Linked DNA regions of Homo sapiens: region 1 is linked to region 2. Evidence: chromatin loops called from intact Hi-C (ENCODE). Cell type or tissue: endothelial cell of umbilical vein. All regions are shown on one strand. Links, peaks and the distances in the headings refer to the core of each region. The heading gives the core; the rest is flanking DNA. Region 1 overlaps NPAS3 (neuronal PAS domain protein 3). Region 2 overlaps NPAS3 (neuronal PAS domain protein 3).

The links. A loop is a pair of places that touch in the nucleus more often than their neighbours do. Peaks named below come from ENCODE experiments on the same cell type or tissue, not always from the same donor. Only the 100,000 strongest peaks of a DNase experiment are listed, where the experiment ranks them.
Region 1: a loop joins it to region 2, with 6 times the contacts of the local background. A loop is called at or near these places in 1 of 110 quality-filtered maps.

What each region holds. Positions count from the first base shown.
Region 1 is chr14:33,473,585-33,477,986 of GRCh38, reverse strand. All of the region lies in intron 4 of NPAS3 (neuronal PAS domain protein 3), which reads right to left. Among named protein-coding and RNA genes, the nearest start is that of SNORA89, 230 kb to the left of the region's middle. RefSeq lists enhancers at 1-295, 1,861-2,471. In endothelial cell of umbilical vein, for the core only: a CTCF peak has its summit at 2,142 (motif pointing left); a DNase peak (open chromatin) is centred at 2,166.
Region 2 is chr14:33,562,990-33,567,391 of GRCh38, reverse strand. The region is part of intron 5 of NPAS3 (neuronal PAS domain protein 3); the gene reads right to left. Among named protein-coding and RNA genes, the nearest start is that of SNORA89, 140 kb to the left of the region's middle. RefSeq lists an enhancer at 2,327-2,856. In endothelial cell of umbilical vein, for the core only: no CTCF peak of the experiment used is centred there; a DNase peak (open chromatin) is centred at 2,431; H3K27ac peaks cover 3,620 bases.

The sequences.
Region 1 (4,402 bases), core at 209-4,208, 89 kb after region 2:
GCTTGGCTCAGCTGCAAGCCTCATTAAAACTATTCTCAAAGTAACAGCAAGGTTTGGGGAGCACTCTACTTGGACCAGACTCTGCATATTTTCCAAGATAATGACCACAGAAGAAGCATTAGAGGACATAGTTCCTTTTATTTGTGATTTTGGCAAGTTACAAAAAATAGTGAAGCAAAGCTAAGTATTTCAAAGGATGTCCAATGGCAAACTCTTTTTTTGAAATTCTTAGTGAAAAATTATTACTATGGTAAAACTACTGAGGCTTGAAGGGCTGTAAGGGGCAAATGAACTTGGAGAGACTAAGAAGCTCCGATTTTCTGGCTTTTGGATCCGAAGTGTTTAATCAGAACTAGCAGGGAAACCTAAGTCCAGAAGTCACCCCATCATGGGTCCCAAAATATTCCATAGGCTACTTATATGGCTGTGTGTGTGTGCTGTGTGTATGTGTGCTATGAGTGCATGAGTACGTATGTTCTGTGAATGAGCGTGTTGTATGTGACTGTGTGTTTGTGTGTGTGTTGGGCACATGATCACGTTATCTCTGTTCAGAGTTAGGGATGGACGGTGAGAGCAATGTCAACATCAAAACACAGGAGTCCCAAGTTGATTTTTCCCGTAGATCCCTGTATCATATCCTCTTCTGGGTAGCTTCTCTCTTTCCATAGTGAATCTGGGAAGATATTCCATTACCACAGCAATCTAATGTGTCCACAGTTTGGAAAGAAGAAACTAAAAGGGTTCTGAGAAAAGCATCCTCTCTTTCCACCCCTACCCCCATCACCAAAAGATGAAAGATGGTAAATAGGATCTATTTTTAAAAGACAAAAGAAGCTGAAATTATTAAATCCAGAAGGCAACAAAAGGCTAAAAAGGGTGAATTTATCATTGCATGTGTGTACACAAAGTATTTTTATAAAAAGGGTGTTGACAAACTCTTTTCCACCTCTAAGGAAGACAGAGCAAGATATTAATATTGTAAGATGAATTATTTAAATAAAAGAAAAAGAGAAAGAAGTCCCTGCCTCTTAAGATTTTAGAAAGAGATACTTTGAAATCATGGGCATTTTACTCCAATTCTATTCTCTGTCAAACACTGTCATTTCCAAGTGGTTCCCCAAAAGTCTGTGAGGGTGCAAAATGACTAAAGCAATACAAAGAAAGGCACAGCAGGCAAACTACCAATATATGATGCGGTTCCTGTAGCTCTGAAACAAATACCCCACAAGGTAAAGGGGCCAGGTGGAAAAGCCATGAAAATTGCCATGATGAGAATCCTTAAATAATGAAGTTCCAGTATTTGCTCATTCCCCACATTTTATATTGATGAAACAGAAACAACTGTCCCAAAGTGGGATGGATTTGGAATGAGAAAATGAATAAAAAAATACTCATAAATGTTTAAATTGGGGAATACTAAATTGACAATAGAGGGGTGTATTTTTTCCATTAAGTAGTGTTCAAGTATGATCAAAGTTGTGTAGAAATACCGACATTCAGAGAGGGAAGATTAATATTTATTTGCTTCCACTTCTTATTCTAATGATAACTCTCTACTTAATTGGCCTAGTTAATTTATGAAATCAAATCTAGATCAGTGAAATTGACAAGTAGTCATTGAGGAAAGGATATTACAGTTTAAAAGCATGAAGGATAGCAGTATAAATGATATATGCTATGCTATTAAGCAAGTCACTATAAAGTAAATTACAATGAGCATAGAGGGAATGCATTTTACTGTGTCAAAAACATATTTTTATGCAATGTTCAAACTTTATGTTGAATGGTCAATCTTGACAACAAGATTTCTCTTTCTGACAGCTCATATCTATATTTGGATAAAAACCAACAACGTATTAGAAAGGAAGTAAACTGTACATGGGATATAGCGCTAAGGAAAAACCATCGTTATGTTTGCAAGTCTGTGCCTTTTAGGGAGTCTGTAAGGCACGTCTTATTCTTCACCAGGGAAAGCGCAGCCATGGCTTACTAGTAAATCACGTAGTTTCTCATCAAACGGGAAGTGAGGCTCTAGTCCCATCTCAAAGTGAGGATAGCTATGGTCCTTCTCTGGAAGGCAGAGAAGCCAGGCCAGGCAGCTGGCAGAATTTATTTCACTCTGGTCCATGCCCCCTCTGGTGGCTGAATGCCAGGGTGAAGTAACACAATGAGAAATTGCTTCCCTCTCAGTGGGAGGTGCATTGTTTTCTCTCCCATTCACAAAGGCCCACAGCATTTCCTCAGGCAATTCAGTTTACCTTTAACCCCAACTCTCCAAACCAGAACTAGAAATGCTGTTGTCAAAGAAGACTTCCTCAACAAAACATATAGCAACGGCTTGATGGAAACCAGGAGTGTATAAGGATTTCAGACAGTTCTTGAACTAGTATCTGCTCAAAGATCTGTTTATAAAATTAGGCTTTTTTTTTTTTTTTTTAGATCTTAGTTCTTCCTAGCTCCATGGAAATTTCAGACACATAAAAACTTAAAGTAGGCAAGACTGTGGCATCGATATGCTTTGCACACAGTGAGCACTCAACAGATGTTCTCTAAGTTAAAATGACAAAATCAGACCTATGATTTTTGATGTAAAGAAAAATGCATCAAATTTGTTTTATTCTAATTCTTTTTTAATGTGCATTATTAACTGCATCAATAAGCATGTCAAGTATCCAAACACAACAAAAGGGGAAAATCTTTTATATATTCCATGCCATTATTCTTAAAACTTTCGTGATTAAGATCTATTAACTACAAACATTCTCCAGAATTCAATCTGAGGCCTTCTCTTTTCGTTTTATTTATTCAGAGCTTATCACATTAGATCAAAACTTCTATGTTGATGACTCGATATGTCCTGAACTGATTTTATGTTTCCATCTATGTGGCTTGAAAAAAATTCATTAAAGGTTGAGAGGGTAGGAGTGCATGTCAGCTTCGGAATCAATCAAATCTGTGTTCATTTCCCAGCTAACCCACTCACAAATCACATTACCTTGGGTAAACTACTTAATCTCTCTGAGGCTCAGTTTTCTCATCTACAAAATGGGAAAAATAAAACTTCCTCCTTCACTTGTTGACAGTTTAAATGCACTAAAAATGGGTAAGGTACAGTTAGCATAAGACTACTTGAACTTCATAAGTAATCAGTAAAGTTATTTATTTTTATTTTATTATTGACACCACAATTCATCACAGTTACCCAAACCAAAAACCTAGGCATTGTAATTTTTCCCCTTTCTCTTCACCTCTCACGTTACTAAGTTTTGCTAGTTTAACTTCCTAATCATTCTCAAATTTATACCCTTCTCTTTATCCCTCCTTCCCTGTTCTAGGTCATGGTATGAGCTCTCATTCTCTCTCTCTCTACAAGTAACTTTAAGAAGTTAAATTTGTTTGGTCTAATTAAAAAGCAATCTATTTTTATGCAAAAAGAGTATAGAAATATGTAAAATTAAAGGCGATAGTTTCCTGTAATTTTACCTCCTCTCCGTCCACAAAAGACTTTTGACATTTTTCTGTATATTCTCTTCATTTTTCTTCTATGCATAAAGTAACACATATGTTTTGTATGTTTGTATAGGCAGTTTCCTTGATTATTTTTACTAAACATACTGTAGTTATCTTTCCTTGTCAATATAATCCAGATATATTTCTTTATAATGATCATGTAATATTCCATTTCACATATTTATGGTCAAACTTCTACTCAGTTCATTAATTACAGCATAAATTACTTCTACAAACCTCCTAATAGTTTCCTTTCTAACAGTCTTTTCCCCCTCCAATCTATACCCCATGAAGCAAACAGACTAATCGATCCAAAGTTCAAGCTTGACTCTGTAGTGTCACTGCTTAATACCCTGCATTGATCCTCATTGCCCTGGAGAAAGCGAACGTTCCCTATGGGGTGCAGGATCTCAGTGATCTAGACTCTGCCACCTCACCAGCTTCAGACACTACCATTCCCTGCCTTAATCTTTGCTTGTGATTCCTTGAATAGTACCATATGTTTCTGCTTTCTAGAATGCAGGTGTTGACCAACTTTTTGTAATGGGCCATGTAGTACATATTTGAGGCTTTGTGGATCATATGCCTTCATCACATCTACTTAACTTTGCAATTGTAGTGCTAAAGCAGCCACAGACAACACTGAAATAAATATTGCTGTGGTTCCCATAAAACTTTCTTTACAAAAAAATCAGGCAGCAAGCTAAACTGCATAATTTGACAACTTTGTTTCTAGACAATTTTTCAGTTCAGGTGACACTCCTTCCAGAAAACTTTCTCTCTATTTCCAGTTCTAACTCTCTTCCCATTACACTCAATGCAAGAAGAACACATTGCCTTCTAAAACTGTCGATGTATGTGTTTGGTTTTCTCAGCAGATTATTAACTCCTT
Region 2 (4,402 bases), core at 185-4,184:
TTAAATTAAAATGCTGTTATAAATCCTACTTTCTGAATCTGGAATGAGTGTTGGGTTTTTGTCGCATGAGACTGCAGCAAATCTTGTCAAAAGCAAGGAAGCACGTCTTGTTCACTCAGAATTAATGTTGTGGATGAAAGAAGGAGGTAAAAGGGGTTGAATATGGTGAACTGAGGGTGTCAGAGGCAGTGGGGACTGAAGCTTCAGGGTGCCACACCAGGCAGGGTATTTGCTGCTTTCAAGAAGTGGCTAATCAAGAATTGTAATTATCAACGACAAGCTGTGTGGCAGGAAGATTACTGATCAACAGACATACACATCCACACATCCATACATATCAACAGAAAAATTCTAGGCGTAAAAAAATTGTCGATTATTACCCTGTGGAAGAAAAATACTTTCCAAACACCAACGGTCCTGAAGAAGCCCTGTGGATTCTATCAAATCTCTGCAAAGAGGCTGCCACTGGGATTCAAAGCCAAATAGCACAGGTGACATGTTTTCTGGGCCTTATGTCATTGTTACATAATTTTAAGGTTATAAGAGAAATACCTTAAATCACTGGATTGCAAGAGAATAATATTGTTAGATACTGACATGTATGACTTAAGACAGTTTCAGAAGGGTTCTATGTAAAGATGACAGGGGAGGGAGGAAAATAAAACACCCTGCAACTACAGAGAAGAAAGAAACTGGTAAGGTTTTTCCACTCTGCTCAAGGTGGCGATGCATTATAGGAGAACATTAGGGATTTTTTCTACTCTTTCTGATGAAAAGATCCCTGCCAATATAGATGATCACCTAAGAACTATGAACTAAAAGGCATTAGGAGCTTCAACAAAGATACAGAGCACAGAGCTGTATTCTTCTGCCTGGCTCGTTCATAATTATGGATGAAATAAAGAGGCGTGTTTGCCTATTTGGAAGGGTGGGGTGGAAGGAAAAGGGGGGAAGAACGAGCAGTTCAATATCTGGATCGAACAGAGGAACTTTTTCCCCCAAGGATCCTGCCGGGAGGAACCTTGACATGCACAAAGTCAGAACGTAGACAAAGTTGCCCTGGTGAGAACGATAAGGTCACCCGTGGGATTGCTGAGATTATCTCTGTCAAGCACTCGGACAGCATGCAGTCAAATGATGCATCATGCAGTCATTTTCGGGGGGGAAAAATCAATTTCTTCACCAGGTCGCTATTTGCTTTTCAAAGTGCCCTTGTAGGCCTTCACCACCAAGCATTTATCAATTTAAATGTTGTAAATTGATAATGTGCCACTGTGCCTTGTACTGTTTCTGAATTATTTTGATACTTATATTTTCTCAATAGTCTCCAAACCCTCAGAGCTTCCACATTCAAAAGGGCATTTTTCTTTGTTACACCCAGAAGTGATGAACTTTTCATGATTAGTGTACAGGAGACAAATGTAGACTTGCTGGTTGGGGTGGCAGGGGGGTGGTCACAAGCTGCAGAAAATTATATATTTTTCTGCTTTTTTTTAAAAAAATTAAGGTATGTCTACTTGAAACGTTTTGAAAAGGGGGGCCATAAAGCAGTATTTGCATTCATTTATTAAAAGAACTCCAGTTATCCTAGCATTGAATACATTTAGAACACCAACTGCAAAAATGCTAACACTTGGCTCCATCATTGTAATCCCTCTGCTGTGTTGAAATAATACCTTTTTTGTCTTTATATTCCAGCTCTTTAGGATGTCATGATGCCAAACAAGAATAATAACTTACAAGGAAAGCTAATGTCTTCTTTTTTTTTTCAACCCCACTAAAGAAATATATATATCTTCTACAAGCAGGGAAGTAAGAGTATTAGCCACATACTAACCTCAACTTGATTTGCATTGAAAAACACAGAATGGAAGAGTGAGCCTTGCACTTTGGAAAAGCAAAAGAAAGACATGGCGGTTGCAAAGCATCTTTAACCTCCAGTGATTTATTGGCCCTCGGCCAAGTTATCAGGGGAATCTAATTCTTCTTTATTATTCAAATAAACCACATTTGGCACCATGGTTCCCTTTCAGAATAGCTTCACAAATAGACTGAGCTCTGTCATTTATTTGACCTTGTACTTGTGTGCTGTAGCTGTAATTTTATTTGCCATTTTATATAACAAATGCAGAGAAATCTAAAATATGGAGATGAACAACAGGATAAGGAAAGGAGTTTATGGCAAATATATCTGCATGGCTTAAAAAAAATACCAAATTTAAAACAACCACTTACCCCCTTTCACCTTCACCTCTATTAACTCTTATTATAATCTGCAGCCACCCTGCCCTTTTCAGCAAGCTGCCTTGAATCAAGCCAATTTGTAACCTTGTCTGCAGCTACCTTCTGGCTGGCTTACAATAGTCAGGAAATACCTTATATAAGGGTGAGGACTTGGTGAGAAAAAGGGAAGTGACTCATTATGTGCAGGAGGGGACTGGAGGCAGTGGGGGGTGATTAGAACACATTTCAAGAGAGGTTTTAGCTGGCACGTAGGGTATTTTCTAATGGTATCACCCCATACAAATGTGTAAATTTCCTGGCTTGCTCTAGATCTCATTTTTGTTGTAAACAGGACCCTATATTAACTTGAATGCACTTTGCTGGGATAGGTGTGCATCAGAATTATCCTGTCTCACCTCACTTTCCAGAAAAAATGTTTTCAGAGGATGTGAGTCCAATTGTATTCTCTGGTTAACTGAGTCTCTCATGTCCTCTGCCTCTGGCAACGATAATGTGAATTTCTCATGAGGGCTTAGAAGAAAATGCAGGATGTGAGTATGGGTGAAGGAAAGCCAGTTTGAAACCCTGTAAACCACCAAACTAGCCAATGCTATTGTGAGGCCTGGATGCGGGAACAGAACATCGCTCTCCGATGGTCTTCCGCACAGCTATGGCTGGCGGGGAATGGGCTTCTGCCTGCTTATGAGATTTGTAATTTGGGTCTTTGTGTTTGCTGTGTAGATCACGACAGCCTTGCTGTGAATATGGACTCCAGTGGAAGCAAATCAATGTCATAATCTACAGGTTAGCTCTTCCAAAATCCTACGTGAGATTTTCAGATTTCAGTCCCAGAAAAACTTTGCCTTCCTTAAGAAACAATGGTTTTTCATTTTTGATGGTTTACTGGATTTCCCTTTTTGCTTTGGTTACCATGAAGCTCATGGTTACATCTGAAACTTTAATAAAGACCATTTATAATAAATGGTCTTTTTATGAGCCTCTTTGTTGTGTTTTCCTACTATGTGGTAACAGTTTACCTACTTTTGCTTATCTCCTTTTCCTTATTCCCTAGTTCTATTTTGACATTATTTTTATCATATGTGTTTATGTAAGCTATTTGAAATCCTTTGTGGAAAGAGGAGAGTATAAGCCAACAAATAAATATTTCTCTAAGCTTTAAATCCTGTATCAACTAGAAATACTTTTTATTTATCATGTAAAGTCTCTTTTGGATTCTTTGGCGATTAAGCCCCTTACATTTTGGAAGAGATTTCATAAACGCTGGCTATATATCATTGCTACATTTTCAGTGTTAGGGAACCCATTCTGTTTTCTTAATTCATTTTCACTTCTGCCTGTTCCATTATAGCTAGAAAGCAGAGCTGTCATGAACAGCTCTGAATGCCATCATCAGGTATAACAAGTTATTCAGTCTCTATGCAAGCCAAACTCAGCATCAGTATGTGGGAATCTTCCTTTAAGATAAGGCCTCTTGGTGAGTAACTGGGCATCATTTTTACACAGGAAAGCAAGTCAACAGTGCATACTTCTATAACCTGAAACCAGTTCTTGGATGTTGTTAGGTTAAATATATACATCTCTCCTCTCTCTCTCTCTCTCTCTCTCTCTCTGTGTGTGTGTGTGTGTGTGTATGTATGTGTATCTGGCAAAGTCAAGAGGACTGTTGAGGAGCTTCAGAAATCATCATCATTCACTCATTCCCATAATTACAACAAGATGAGAATACTTTAAAGAGAATACCTGGCATGCACATGCCCTGGACACCAGGAGCTGTCCCACCCAAGGGAGAGTCAAAGAGAAAATCCGCTCTGGCTGTCTCTATCCCCATGCTACACAACAGAGCTCAGTAGAAGTTTCCCTATCTTGTTTTCTTGTGAGCCAAAAAAGAATCCTAATTCTATCCTGAGCATAAGCTGTTTTAAAGCCACCACATTTATGTACACATTGAAAGAAAATAAAACTGAGGAAGGGATATCTTGAGAGTTAGCAATACAGACATAGCTATGCTCTGTAACAAACTGACATGCTCACAGTCCTCCTGAACAATTTCACTGGACAAGTCTTTGATGACAGAGTTACACATTGTCTTTATTTAACAAAACTATTTGGAAAGGAAAGGAGGGTCCATAACTTTACAGATTCCTTATCACTGTCTAGA